2 separate regions of the Mus musculus genome follow, and region 1 is linked to region 2. The links are chromatin loops, found by intact Hi-C in ENCODE. Cell type or tissue: gastrocnemius. All regions are shown on one strand.

Evidence for each region. Peaks named below come from ENCODE experiments on the same cell type or tissue, not always from the same donor. Only the 100,000 strongest peaks of a DNase experiment are listed, where the experiment ranks them.
Region 1: a loop joins it to region 2, with 2.7 times the contacts of the local background. A loop is called at or near these places in 2 of 42 quality-filtered maps.

What each region holds. Positions count from the first base shown.
Region 1 is chr1:69,594,123-69,602,122 of GRCm38, forward strand. All of the region lies in intron 3 of Ikzf2 (IKAROS family zinc finger 2), which reads right to left. Among named protein-coding and RNA genes, the nearest start is that of Ikzf2, 88 kb to the right of the region's middle. In gastrocnemius, no CTCF peak of the experiment used is centred here; no DNase peak of the experiment used is centred here.
Region 2 is chr1:69,682,272-69,690,271 of GRCm38, forward strand. It overlaps Ikzf2 (IKAROS family zinc finger 2), which reads right to left and starts at 3,689. Exons shown (of 8, transcript NM_011770.4): 1 at 3,423-3,689; 2 at 1,853-1,901; 3 at 939-1,043. The coding sequence starts at 1,886. In gastrocnemius, a CTCF peak has its summit at 6,942 (motif pointing left); DNase peaks (open chromatin) are centred at 3,654, 5,070, 5,288 and 6,933; H3K4me3 peaks cover 5,220 bases; H3K27ac peaks cover 5,182 bases.

The DNA of each region.
Region 1 (8,000 bases), 88 kb before region 2:
TGTCCACATTCTAGACCAGTGAATCTCAAGCTTCCTAAAGCTGCGACGCTTTAATACAATTCCTCACATTGTGGTGACCTCCAACCATAAAATCATTTTAATGGTTGCTACGTCATACCTGTAAATTTGCTACTGTGTGAATAGTAACATAAAAGTTTGATATGTAGATGGTCTTGGTGACCCCTGTGAGAAGATCAGTCAACCCCCAAAAGGGCCGCTACCCACACACAGGTTGAGAATCACTGCTCTAGACACTCCTTAGAGACACAGTGTGAACAAGAAAACAGAGAATCCAAACAAGGCAACCAGTTCCCTGAAAAGGACACAGTACTCCCTGGAGAGTAAAGGCTCTAGAACAAACAAACAAACAAACAAACAAACAAACAGCAAAACAAATCACAAAGTCTGGGAGTAGGAAAAGGATCCAGGAAAGTCTCAAATTTTTATTACTGAAAACAAAAGAATCAGGCCCTTTACAGTTAAAGCCAGCATCACTGGAGCAATAGCGCTTCATTCTCTTTCAGAAAAAGCAGCCCTCAAAGGGAGGGATGAATAAGTAGGATGAAGGAATGCTAACATCCTACAAAGGCCCATTTAGGTGGGTGGTCTGTACCAATGGCTATTTGTAACTACTGTCTCAGCCTTTCTGATAGCTACTGCCTTCATTTGGTGGAAAATGAAGTTAAGGGCCAGAACAATTTCACAAAACTATATACCAATGTCTGTGAGCCAGTCAAACACCCCCAAAATGCTTTCCATTAATACAAAAGGAACCGGATGATTGCCATCATCTACAATATGGGAATTCAACATTCCACTCTCCATTGATGGCATCATTCACGTTTTAAGAGGAACTAGATGAACAAATATTTACTAATTAATAATAGTGGACTATTAAAGAATAAATTCCAATGTGAAACATTAAAACATAGCTCCTCACTAAAACGCAAATGCATGGAATGTGACATCATAGAACAATGCAAAAATCTGCAGAGAAAAGGAACCAAATGCAACGGGAAGCTTTAAAGCTGCCTTTTACACCAGGCAAATGTAATAATACTGGCAAAGGATAATACTAGTCCCATACATAGAGGTTGATGGTTCACAACCTTTGCTTCATATACTCTGCTATGCACCCAAAGTATTGCAATAATTAAACACGTAGTCTTGCCTCCATAAGTTGCCTGTGCCAAATGGAGATATGGGACTCCACAGCTCGGCAAGAGTCTGAGCAGAAGGAATCAGAATAAAGGCCCAGAACAGGGCAAGAGGGCTCCATGACATGCACCAATTCCTGCAACTGAGGACTCTGAGCCCAACCAGACCTCAGGAAGACCTTCGCTCCATCAGTAGTTCATTGATGAGGATCGCAGGTTTTACAAACAAACACATAGAGCAGAATACTTCCTGTTAAAAATACACGTGTCAGCATCAGCTGGCAACTCCCACTAATAATTCCTAAACTGCGTCCATCGCAAATATGCATTACAATTCTCAACTTTATTTCCACCAGGAAAGAAGAACAATCTAGACCTTAAAAACTGCAGGCAGGCACACGCGCGCGCACACACACACACACACACACAGAGGATAAAATGAAAACCTAAAATGAAAGCCCCTCAGCCTATTATATCCTCCATCATTAAATACAAGGTTGTCAAGACAAGTAATAGAACATTGGTCAAAAAGTAATAGCTTGGTTAAAATTTCTTCTCGCTGATATTAGTTGCAAGTTTGTACGGGGCTGCCTATTATCCATCTTAATGAAATTCACCTGTCACTTCCATTCTGAAACAGTGAATTCTTGTACCAGATGACAAGAGTAAAATTAAAATCTCTTCTCTTCTCCCAATCAAACCATCTAATGATGGAGAAGAAGAAATAAGTAACTCAGAAATCCCGGCCACTAATTGGTCAAGGGAAGAGTCAGCTTCAGATCTTTTTGCCCCCTTTTGACTTCCTCTGGTGATCGTCCTGAGGGTTGCCAGTCAGCTACTTCTCTTTTAAACTTCTTTTGCTACTGGGCAGTATACTGAGTCGAAACTAGCTAAGATAAGTAGTGCGGAGAGACAGTCTACACATCACAGCCTTTATCATCATTATCATCCTTTTCAGTCTTTGGGTAGTGAACCTGTCTAATAAATGTTGCCACGTACCTTATTCTAAATTAGAGAAGGGCAAAAGACCAATTGTGTGTTTAATTATCGACTTCCGAGCTGATCACGTGAAGAGGTGTATTTATTTACCTCTCTTTCCCACGTGAGTCGCCTTTTAAAGCAAGGACCAGGCTTTCTAGTTACCAGTTTTCTTATTTCAAGGCTTTATCGAAAACTGTTAAAAAAAATAGTAATCCAATAAATTTCAAGTATGGTCTAGAATACCACAATCCAACTCAAATGGTATAGGAACAGGGAATTTAAGTTGCTGAAGCTCATTCATTTGTAGACCCAATTATGTCCTGACCTCTAATTTTTACTGTTTAAACTCATGCTATATCCGCAAACTATGTCCAATCAATTCCTCATCTTAAAAATTCACTTACTAATGTAGAAGTCAGAAGGGATTAACACAGAATACTTATCATGCAATACAGGACAGTGTTATCCTGGGCATAAAAGGTCAGGAAGTGTAAAGGAAAAGATATAAACACTTAAAAATCTAGAATCTTCTAGTGTAGCATCTTAGCTGAGGGAGTGAAAAATGCTGTTTTCCATTGCTTAGGAAAGATCAAAAGTAAGAGTTTACAGAGGAAACCAATACTCACGATGGTACCAAAAACTAAGAATGATATCAATAATAGCCAGGCAAGAGACTAACTAGACTGGAGGATGACCAAGTCTATTTGTGAGTTACTGATGGAATTTGACAAGTCAAAACAGACTTCAGTATTAGGATCTTTATTTGCCACTGAGATAATGGAAATAAACTAACTCCAATAATTATTCCCAAAAGTACTTTGGGAGATAAACAAAAAACACTTCTAGGAAAGAGTCATGCAAAGAGTCACACATTTTCTCATAATCATGACAATGTCCTACACTAGGACAGAATCAGTCACATACTTAATGGGCAACAAATTGCACATTACACTCATGGTTTGAGTCTACACTCTAAGAAAAGCAGTAGAAAACCAGTGTATGCCTTAACTTTTCCAAACAGAAGCTCACCCTGAACTGTACAGAATGCAAATCAGGAAAGTGAAATCGCTGAAAAGAATACCAGAGGTCTAGAAGAGCTGGCAGCCAACCTAAATTAAGGAAATCCAGAATGACATGAACCCTTTCTTCTAAAATACACAAGTTGAAAAAAAAGCAAATTTTAACCTAATATTGAGGTGGTAGAAAACTGCACTGATTTGTTCCAGTTTCTATAATCACAGTCTTGGAACCTCTGCATGGATTTTTACATTCCTACAAGCTTATGAAAGTTACAATATTTTTCTCGATTTTGCTACAAAAGTCCAGAGCCCTGATCTAGAGCTCTGATCTAGAGTTCTCCTTAGGGACAGAGAACTAAACAGTAATATGTCAGAACAGAGTTTTCCAGACACTTCCATCACGCAACTGAAAAACCAGAACATAGCACACATATGTGTTCATCATGTTTTGCCTTTCCGGGGCAACTGAATAAAAAATTAAATCAAAGAAAATAATTATTATGGCAGGTTTACCATGATCATATGTAAATACTAATATTCAGTGTAGGATGTTATTATGTAGCAAAGTTGAGTGCATTTCTAACTTCAATTTACCGGTGTGCTTTCCCATGCCTGCAGACTTTTTTCTTTTGCAAGCATGCACTTATAAACCGATAAAGCTCTATGACATTAGATAGATGCTAAATTTCACTGAAAAACTGGATTCTACTCTGACTTCAATATTTGCCACTGTTTGCTAGAGTATCAGGATACCAAGGTCTTTAGCACTATTTCAGTTTGGACGAAAACGTCCCCTGCAAATGTACACTGCAAAAGGTTCCCTGAACAAGACTTTTAATGTACTGTTAATATGGTGAGAGAATTTTATTACGTTTTTAACATGCTCATTAAAAGTAAACACTCGGGGTCAGTGAGCCAGCACATTGGCACTTGCCAGACAAGTCTATGCAGTGAGTTTAATCCACAGAACCCACTTGAAGGTAGAAGTAGTATTATCCTCTAAAAGACAGACACTCACACTCATAAACACATGCATTCATATACACTCATGTCCACACTCTCACACATAGATTCTCACATACCAATTCACACACACACTCACACATATGCATTTACACATTCAAATGCACACACACATTAAGTTTAAACATTTAGAACAGTAGGTAGGTCTCGATCTTAGTGACAGAAACTGATTTCTTAAAACCCACTTTTAATGATTTCACATTGGTACCATGTATGTTCCAAAAAGAGAGAAAAAAATCTAAAATATTACAGACAGAAATTGTTCCTTTGCTATCAATGACACTACACGATGTCACCAACATAAATCTCACATAAAGAAGAATGTTGAAGTCTTTTATTTTTAAGTATGTCACCTTGTTCATTTAGTGTAATTAAGATGTTTCCAAATGTCTGTTTCCTTTGAGATAGAAAGCCATTGTGCAGTGCCGGCTAGCCTGGAATTGGCTACATTACTCAGAATAGCCTTGGATTTGTGATCTTTGCTTGCACACCTGAGAGTTGGGACTGCAGGTGTGCACTGCCACACTAACACTTGTAGCAGTTAAACAGACCTGTATGGATCCTGATGGGGTTGTTACTGCACACCCTGGACAAGCACGCCACCCCTGAGCCTTTCCTTTGCTCAGTTCTGACTCTGCTCAGTTATATCTTGTTGGTCTTACTGGGTCCTCATCTGCATTTCAATATGGCCCACTTCCACTCACTCACACGAAATAGGAAATGCTAAATATGGAGAACTTTTCCTGCAAGTTATTGTATACTAGTGAAAAAAAGCCCTGTGTGTATGTGTGTGGGGGGTGTTTATGGATATACTCGTTAGTCAGTCAGCTAAACACATAAGATTCGGCTATTGGTGGACACACTCTTCAAATTACCCAGGAAGTAAGTGTGAGTGCCGAATATGTGTAGATAGTCAGTAGGAAATGTAGGACACAATGAGACATGTGAGACTCCACATGGGTGAACTGTCAAAGATTTCTAAGATGGCAGTTTGTTCCTCAAGTTATCTGGATACAAACTGACACTTGCAATCTCCCAACAAATTCTGCATTTTTCAGGTAGTAGATAACTCTCCTTTAAAATGAAACTTGTACCCTTACTGAAAATATTTACATAGCCCTGTAATAACCATAAGGAGATTTATATTAAACACAACGCATATTTAGATCAGCTGTTTCGAGGTGAAAAAAAAAAGTGCAGATGCAGCTATTCCAAATCACGTGTGTCTTGATGTGACGCAGGCACTGATACAGTTGTAAGCAATGAGCAATAATAGAGCTACTGAGCTGGGTGTTTTTCACATTTGGGTCACGGGCAAAGATGAAGGCAAACGGTGCCGTATTCCTTATGAAGATTTCAAAGGCTACAGGTGCATACATATGTTCAAGTCACTGATTATAACATTCCAACTCATTTCTAAAAGCCAAGTTGTTTACCGTGCAGTACGTTGGTGGAGAAGTTAGGAATGGAGGTCAGAGGACAACCACGGTGCTGGTTCTCTCAGAGCACCTTGTTTTAGACGGTCAGTGTGTGCACCTGGCTAGCAGGCCTATGGAATTCTGGGGACTTTCCTGTATGTCTCCTGGCTTCCCATAGGAGCATAGGGATTATCGATGCATAGTTACTGTGGGTGTCCGGGGCCCGTGAACTCAGGTCAGCAGGCACCTTAACCACTGAGTCATCTCTCTTCTCTCTAGGCCCATAAACAGGGTTTTTTAAAGCAATCATGAATACAAATAACAACATTTTAAAAGGACTGAATTGAACCTCATACAAGTCTGTTAAAGTACTTAACATTTTCCCAGTGACAAAGCTACCATATCAGATAGACTTTCACTTTATGGAAAAATATATTCATATATATTCCACTTATTTCAAAACATTGACCATGTTTTAGTGAAATACTGGTGATTCTGAAATGTTGGCAATGTTTTACAAACTCATTTTCAATGATAATAATAATAATAATAAATGTCCAACTGTATGATAAAACAAGATACAAATGAATCAGATCTTTTTGGGACACATTATTACAAATGTATTAGGAATATAATCTTCCTGTGAGAATTAGGTGTGTTCAAATCTGAGATTGTTATATATAAAGAATATATCACCTCAGCACTCACACTCCATCATTTCTTAAAGTTAAATGTTGGTATGAAGTAACTTTCAAGTCAAAAGTCAAATGCATTTAATAGTTATTATACTTTTGAGTTGAATATTTAATACATACATTGAAATAAATGAGATAGTCTCATTCCCTTACAGCCAGCACTATGCCATTGGTATTGTCAACTGTTTACAAACAACTAGGGGAAGCCTGACTGACGTCCTTTTCTACAGCCTGATTCTACAATTCACTCCCATAGGTGGAACAACATTATGAACTCACCAGTACCCCGGAGCTCTTGACTCTAGCTGCATATATATCAAAAGATGGCCTAGTCGGCCATCACTGGAAAGAGAGGCCCACTGGACACGCAAACTTTATATGCCCCAGTACAGGGGAACACCAGGGCCAAAAAGGGGGAGTGGGTGGGCAGGGGAGTGGGGGTGGGTGGATATGGGGGACTTTTGGTATAGCATTGGAAATGTAAATGAGTTAAATACCTAATAAAAAATGGAAAAAAAAAAGAAAGTAAAAAAAAAAAAAAAAAAAAAGAACTCAACATACATAAACTTAGACTGTCAGTAGGTGTACAGCTAATGTAAAACTTGGGCCAGAGAAATTTGTTTTTAAAGAGCAGAAGAACAGAACATTTTTACAATGGAAAAAATGAAGCAAAAGAATCATAGAACATCTTTAGGTAGCCTGCTTAACGTTAAAAATATACACCTTATCTACATGACACTTATGACTGTGCAGAAAGACTTATTAATCTCCTAGCAACCAAATTCTCAACTTCCAGGATTTTGAAAGCAAGTGTATATAAAAAATGAAGAAGAAAAAAATCAGAGGTGCTAATTTATTGTTTGTTTATGTAAATGGTTCTTAAAGTGACTCCCTGAAATGCATACATATCCCATGAAGCCTTCTGTAGCTCAAGTAGAGTGCTAATGTTTGTTTGTTTGTTTGTTTGTTTGTTTTGGGTACTATAAATACTTTTTTAAAATAGCAACATGAACACTTTTATTTCCTCATCAGCTAGAAATATGTTTTTTTAATTAGGTATTTTCTTCATTTACATTTCCAATACTATCCCAAAAGTCCCCCATACCCTCTCCCCCACCACTCCCTTACCCACCCACTCCCACTTCTTGGCCCTGGCGTTCCCCTGTACTGAGGCATATAAAGTTTGCAAGACCAATGGGCCTCTCTTTCCAATGATGGCCAACTAGGCCATCTTCTGCTACATATGCAGCTAGAGACACGAGCTCCGGGGGTGGGGAGGGTGGGGGGACTGGTTAGTTCATATTGTTGTTCCACCTATAGGGTTGCAGATCCCTTTAGCTCCTTGGATACTTTCTCTAACTCCTCCATTGGGGGCCCTGTGATCCATCCAATAGCTGACTGTGAGCATCCACTTCTGTGTTTGCTAGGCCCCAGCATAGTCTCACAAGAGACAGCTACATCTGGGTCCTTTCAGCAAAATCTTGCTAGTGTATGCAATGGTGTCAACGTTTGGAGGCAGATTATGGGATGGATCTCCGGCTATGGCAGTCTCTAGATAGCCCATCCTTTAGTCTCAGCTCCAAACTTTGCCCCTTCTTAGAATTGGGAACAAAACACCCATGGACGGAGCTACAGAGATAAATACTTATTTCTTAAACAGTCAAAATTTTCACTAAGAATTTATATTAAACTACTGTCCTTAATTAT
Region 2 (8,000 bases):
TGGTTTGCCCCAGTTGTTAAACCTTCAAAGAAGTCTCCTTCATCACCCAAAAAGATAAGTTGTAAATTAAACTAAACTTAACATAAACCATGACCTTCCTATTTAAGACCACAACATATATCCAAAGTGCAGAGGAGACGACACCTCAAGCTTGAGCTAAGAGTGGCAAACCACTTGCACTGAATTAACTGATCTGATAAGACAGTTTCATTAAAAGACAGACTTAACAAATAAACGCATCTTGTCCTCCACACTGACAGCACGCCTTTCTATCACACTCAACATTGTTTAGGACACTCCATGTCAGAAACACTGAAGACTCAAACTGCCACTCCTGCAAACCCAAAAGCATCCTTCTGAGAATCTTTTTTTCCCCCTTCTGGACAATGTTAAACAAAATGATATATAGAAATAGATGCAAATGAGTTCCTCAAATTTTCAATGACATTTCGCTTCCAATCCTCTAAAGGAGAAAGTTTTACATTGTTTTTTTTTCTTGCTTTCTGAGCAAGCGAGTAACACTTCAATTTTACCACTGATGGTCTAGCTCTTATTTCTTCTACTTCATTTTCTTTTTTTTAATAACCCTGAAGAGTCCTTTGGTAAAGCTACATTTCTCTATTTTTTTTTAACCAAACATCAAATCTAGATGTGACCCTTGAATTGAAAACAATAATCAGTAAATTCTAATAACATCTCTTACCCGGTACAGGTAGGCACCAGCTAGCAAACGCCACCTTGGGACAGTTCAGACTAGTAAGTAGGCTCATGTTTTATGATACTAGAATGAACGGAAATAAATCTGTGTTGTTCTTTTCTTAGCAAAAGCTACAGCAGTACCTCCGTCCCAGAGTGAGCAGACCCCACAGACCTGACAAATCCAAACCTCTCACTTGAGAATTTAAAAAAGTAATAATCATCACAAAATGAAGACTTACTGCTTGTCATGTGACTTGGCGAGGCGTGCTGTCCATTGGGTGTGCTTGAGGTGAGGTCAATGGCCATATTGGCGTGTTCCCCTTCGGGTGAAAGCTCATTGTCACCTGCTTTCAAAAAAATACATTCTTTTGGTTTCTGTTCATTGTCACGTAACATGTAATTACTCAGACTGCCTCATATTCAGAGGGCACTCAGAACCGAATGCTCAAGAAACATGCTTTTTTTTTTTAAAGAGAAACTACAAGGAAATAAAATACATAGTAAATGAATGAAATGTAGAGAAAACACACACACACACAGCCTATAATAGAAAAGTGAACAAACTTTATTATCATAGCATTCTTACAGGTCAATGACAATAGAGACCATCTGAGGTCCAAAATAGTTGTAGTAGAAACAGCAAGGTTTTTCTAATAATCTAATTTAATCAATATAAAGTACTTTAAAGTAAATATTTTTTAAAACGTTTGCTGGATGGTTCAAATGAGCTTGCTTTTTTAAGAAAGGTGAACTTAAGAAGCCAATTCCTTCCTATTATATGTCTGGGAAAATCAGGTTACCTAGCAGTAAATCTTTAGTACATTTCTCCCCACCCCCACCCCCCAGTAGAAGAAATATCTATAACCTGGGGTATTCTAAATTTAAATTAAACAGGGAAACCAGTCAAATAAGAAACTAAAGATCTGCTGGCTACAAGCCTTAAATAATGTCCTTTCTGAAAAAAGTAGATTTCTATGCCCCCTTCTTAGTTTGCTCCTGGTAATACTTCCTCGTATCTGTTGCAAGGGGAAATGGTGAAGAGCAAATAAAGCTGGAGAACACGTACTAAAGACCCATGGCTCAGGGACTCACACACAGGGAGCAAGAAGCTCACTTGATTGCCCACAGCAAATTAATGAAAAGGAATACTCACATGTTATATAGCCATCAATTGCGTCTGTTTCCATAGTCAAAGTGCAGTGCTGGAACACAAAAGATTGCAACCTTTACCCAAGGATTCCTCCCTGTATCTGCCATTAAATTCTTCACTTATTTCAAGCCCCAAGCAGGTAGTGCATGTTGCTCCTGCAACCTGTGCCTGAGAAACATACTACAGTGTACTGTGCGTGCTCATTTGCAAGTCATTGAACTCTCTGCAAATGATCTGATTCCTGCTGGAGATAGGATAGGGACATAGGGACGCTAAGTGTCCTGTGAGATGGGCTGTAGCAAGAGAAGAACGACTCTCTCTCGTCAAAATTTACCCGGTTTATTGGGGGAAAAAATAGGAGAGGGTAATCTCCAATTTGCCAACTGTAACTGCTATCTAAGTATTTTACCACTCACTACTTCCCACAATCGCCCTGCAGTTTGAGTACTTCCCTAGTATACAGACAGCTCTATTCACAATTGTTGCAAGTTGGTTCATCATGTTCTAATGGGGGGGGGGGGGGGGCACAGAGAACAAACAAAACATAAGAAAACAAAACAAAACAAAACTACTTAGTACTAGACTGTATCCCAAAGACTTTTGCGGCAGTTGGCCAACTCTGGCTTGTACTGACGTTTTAGCCCACCCCAAATCCTGTGTGAGCACCTGTTCCACGTACCCTAATTTCCTGCCAGACTATGGCCGGAGACAATGCCAAGCCTACTTGAGACATTCGGAGTTCCAACAAGTCAGAAACTTTTGGCTGTGCACGAGGGGAGGGGAGGATTTTCCTCTCCCCAAGTGTGAGGAATGATTTTCATGCATCAATAACACAAATACTTTTGTATCCCCAGAAACAAAAGTAAATTGCATGAGACAACACCCCCTAGCTTTGATTCACATCATAAGAAGATCGATAATCTAACTGTATTCTTTGAGGGAAAAAGTTACAGAATTGACAAGTCCTGAAAAAGATTTTTACTTATTTTTCCCCCCTTTGGCCCAGGTCCTTTTTGCCTTTAGTTTCAAAACTCTCAAAGCACCAGCAGCTAAATTATTCACAATGAGCCATTTCTGTATTGATCGCCAAGTATATTTAGCCCTAGCTCCTGGAATTTCTCCATTACTTACTGGAAAACAGGCAGCTTCACTTCTTGTCTCCAAAACCACTTCCCTTCTCCCTCCCCTCCCCTTCACCACCAGCCTCCCTACCCCCCTCCCGCCCCCCAAAAACTTTTCTTTCTTTCTTTATGGAATAATCAGATCAAATTCCCAGTCACTACATAGCAGTTAAATTCCGACCTGCTCTACTCTTATCAAATTCTTTCAATTAGGTTACGTAAGGTTTGAAAGAAAGGGACCCGGAAAGTTTTAAAGGGGAGCAGTTTCTACCGAGAGCTTACAAATGAGTCTATCTCTTTAAAAATGTACACATTTAACACACATACTAAAAAGAAGCGTCAGTTAGAAGCAAAAGAAGTCTGCGCCAACAGTGAAAGGGTTATTAAACCCTCAGTGAAGGAAAAGGAAGAAAAAGGAAGAAAAAGGAGAAAGAGAAACAAAATGTACATACAAAAGAAATTGTCCTCTGATTAAAAAACAGTCATCACCATTTCCAGCTCTGTCGGGAGCTCCCAGCTTCTTCTAACCCCTCAAGGAGGAGGTGACAATGTCGGGCTGAAGAGAAACGGAGAAAGAAAGAAAGAAAGAAAGAAGTTTTTTGTGTCCCCCCCCCCTTCCCTCCCTGCCCCCTCCAGGCAAAGCCCCCTGCAGAGTTGAAGCCGAGGAGGAGGGAAAGCACTTTACAGGTGGGTCATTCCAAGACCGAATCCAGCAAACAGATCGGCTGATAAACAAAACCAAGAAATGAGAGAGAAGGAACACTCCCCCCCAACCTCCTCCTCCTCCTCCTCCTTCTCCTCCTCCTCGTCCTCCTCCTCCCCCGCCCCCGCCCCCTCGTCCCTTTGGGATGGTCTAGTAGGAAAAGTCACTCAGGAATGGCACCACGTACTTTCAGGAAAGAGGAAAAAAAAAAAAAAAAAAAAAAAGACAGGGAGGGAGGGAGAGAAAGAGAGAGAGGTCAGTGCTACAGCAATGCGATTAACGAGAAGAGAAAAAACTTGATCCACCGGTTCCTTAAGAATCGACCAAAAGCTAAGACAAGAAAACTGAAAGAAAAAGGGGAGGGGGGGTACGAGGGGAGGGACAGTCAGGCAGAACCCAGCAAGGAACCTAGGCCAACTTCACAGGACTGTTTTGTGGCCTCTGGCAAAATAGGAAAAAAAGAAAAAGAAAAAGAAATTAAATCTTCATTCCATCTCCTTCGTCCATACCAGAACCTGTCAAAGCGATTTAACTGTTGCTGTTATACATGTGTCACACCAGATTTTTATTATTATTTTTGTTTTGTTTTGTTTTCAATCTCAACAGTATAATAGCCTCTATCCAGACAGCTGCAATCTATGCCAGGTTATCCAATCTTTCTTCTTGGAATTCAAGTTAAAACAAAGCAAAAACAAGTCCAAATCCATGACAGCTATAAAGATGAGAACTGATTAGTCCATTAACATCCCAGAAGCAGATTACAAGGAGGGGACGATACATTAAGGCAAAGGACATCATCTTCAACGAAATTCCCTGAGCGTCCTTAACAGAGATCATTTCCCTAATCAGAGCCACAACCCATCCCTCCCCAAAGAAAAGCGTCTATATTATTATTATCCCTGGTTAACAGCAACAAGTCATTCGATCACACCACACTGTTAAACAAGATTCCATATCATTACACTTAACTTTGAAAACACTCCCCCTCCCCAACCCCTTTGCAAACCATACACAAATTGATAGATAATCTATGAATCAGAAGACAAATAAAACAAGAGCTGTTCTTCCCCACGCAAAAAGCCAAGCGGAGATTTACCTCAGCAGTGCATGCAGTAAAATAATCCCATCACCCTTTTGTTTGTGTTTACTGTTAGTGTGTCCTCTCCCTCTCTCTCTTTCTTTCTTTCCTGTGCCTAACGTGTGTTTGTGCACTGCAGTTGGTGGTGGAAACTAAGGCAGTGGATCTGTAGCTAAGGGTAATCCTGTTTTTACTTCCTCCATCTTCAGCGAGGAGCAGGGTTAGCCCGGGACAGCTGGTCAAACCCCGAGAAACCGATCCGGCGGAGCCCGAGCACATCTCCCCCGCCGGCCGGGCTCGCGCAGACGCCCGCGGGCGGAGGGCGGGCAGCGGCGGCGGCGGTGGCGGCCGCGCGCGCGCGGAGGGGGTTGGGGGGGGGGTCGTCAGCGAGCGCCCGGGTCCGTGAGAGCCGGGAGCGGGCGGGCGGGTGAGCGAGCGAGCGAGCGGGCGAGCGCGCGGGCGGGAGGGGCGGGGGCGCGTGTCTGCGCGCTCGGCCGCTCGTTCGGCGCGCTCGGCAATCGATTACAGGACAAGTGCCGCGCGGCTCCGCGCCTCCTCCGCGCCTCCTCCGCGCCCCGCGCGCCCCCCGCGCCGGCTCCGCCCCTCTCCCCGCGCCCCGCTGCTCACGTTCTCCGCTGGCCGCGCGGGAGGGACGATCTCGGGCTCCCCCGGCTCATGTCGGCCGCGGGAAGTTCTCTCTCTGGCCCGGTACCTCCCCGGATTCCCGGCTCCCGGCACCCGGAGGATCTGGGACACTGAGCCGGACAGAGGGACCCTTGCGAGTGCCCTGGGAGACACGGAGCGAGCGCCACTGTCCCCATTGTGAAAGTGCTTCCCAGTGCAAGTTTAAAATTAGAGTGTTTACTTGCTGTTTATATCCACCCCTGTCCCGGCGTGTGCCACATCCACCCGAGTCAAAGGAACCGTGAGGTTCGAAAAAGTTGTTAGCCTGGAAGTGTAGCCTAGCCTTATGCCAATCACGACGTTTACATTTGTTGGGCGAAGAGCATAGGAATCGTCCTGAGAAAATAAATGCATTTTCAATCTACAAATAGCAGCATTTACTATCTTTCTTGACCACAGAAAGGGGAATAAAGAATTCTATAATTAAAGGGAAAAGGAAAATGAAAGGAGCTGAAAATACTGAACTGTGTAGTCTGAGTGGTTTAAGTTTGAAATCACATGAAATTATCAGGAGTGCCAAACAACATTTCTGAGAAACCGTATCGCATATTGTGTTGAAAATCAATGCTGAAAGAGGAGCAGGCGCTGTGCCTCCCACTCCTTTAAAGAATCCCAGAAATAGTTGCTGAGAGTTTTCTCCCTTCCCCCTTTTCCATGGAAGCAAGCCATATGACACATTGAAAATAAAATCAACTTTCACCTTAAGCACCGCTCTGCCTTGTGTTTAGATTCTGGTGTGAGCAAAGGTTCACAGTGGTATACAATGAATACACTAATAATGTCCAGTGTATCTATTTTCACTTTTTACAACCTTATTATATCTATTGTAGTTACTAAGCAATTTGTTCTTATAGGTTCAGTTCATTTTTTTTAATTATAGAAAATGATGATTTAAAGCAAATAATCATTTCATTGGGAGTAAACCACTTGTGCTCGGGTTTTCAATAATTTCCTGATGATTTTCTTTAAAGTTGCAATATCTGTGACATTGTTAAAACTAACATTTTTACCTACTCCTCAGCTCTCTGAATAAAATCCCCGCCCCCGCCCCCCCCCCCCACACACACACTTAACGTTAGATTTGGAAAGGTCAAACTAAAGAGAATCTAGGAGTCGAGTCTTTCTAATCAATTCAACAGACAGCAAATTCAGAAAGCTGGCGCGTGTGACGCTACAGTATAGAAAAGGTGACATACTATGAAGTGTGAAAGAAGTTCTCAGAGTGTTCCTTCCCACTTGAAAAGTGTCAGCGTATCTGCAAAGTCATGGTGGTCCTTGGGAAAGACTTAAACATTCAGTACTAAAGTCTTCCTAGTTAAAAGCCACAGAATCCGTCTGCAGAAGAAGATTCATTGTGAGATCTGGAGAAGCCATCCTAAGTTACCAAACTACCACACTTGATGTGGTCCTTGCACCTAGCTGACCACTGCTTGATCTAGATCTCTCCTAGCTTATCCGTGTACCGATTTGCTGCCATTGGTTCCCTAGCCACCAGAGGCACACCCTCTCCCCCTAGTGGTTAAACCTTCGGACAGTTTATTAGCAGACACAGTCGTCCCCCAAGAGAGAGCTATTTAGGCAGGAACTCATGAAGCCCAAATTTTAGGAGGGCATTCTGAAGAGTGGGAATTAGATTTTTTTTAAAAAACATCCCATGTTCCTTTCTCATTCAGAGACTACAATGAATTCAGGTTTTCTGAAGAAGTCATGAATGTGTTTACAAGCTAAATTGGGTAGTTCAGTTTAATATTTCTGAAGTCTGACCTTGGCACCTGGACTCACAATCTAATGCATTCATGAGAAAGTGACCACATATAAACCGTAGCAATTCACGTTGGCCAAGATTTCCCTTCACGATATTTTGGTAGTGGTTAAAGAATGGATTTACTTATGCCCTTAGCCATAGCTACTCTGTATGCAATTTGTTAGGCAGTTATATGCTTGAACTGTGCAAGAAAAGATAGCACCAGGAGAGTCTAGTTCTCCTTATCTTGCTGGAAGGTTAAATCTTCACTTTGGGGACAGGTATACCATCAGAGCAAAGCATTGCTCTGATTGCTGTCTCCTTCTCACTCTCTCTGTTCAAACTATGGAAGCTGATCCTTCCCACCATTGTTCCAGGACCTGACATATTTCCAATGCAACATGGTTGTAGGTATTCTGCTCACATGTTGGTTTTAAAAAGAAAACCTAGCTCTCCGAATAGAATTTACTCTTGGTTTTTCTTTGTTTGTTTTGTCTTTCTTATTTGTCTGATTTGGTTTTTCAAGACAGGGTTTCTCTGTGTACCCCTGGCTATGCTGGAACCCACTGAAGATCAGGCTGGCTTCTGAGATTCACCTGCCTAGGCCTCCCCAATGCTGCGATTTAAGATGTGTGCTACCACTGCCTGGCTAGAGTTTACTCGTGTAAAAGGCAGAGATGATGTCTTATATAGTTCATTATCTTCTCAGACCCAGCACACTGTTTGGCACTAAACGGACAATAAACACTTACTGAATGGTTGTGTAAATGGAAAAACACATATGCTCCTTCCATGTGTTAAGCTATTGTCAAGGAACAAAA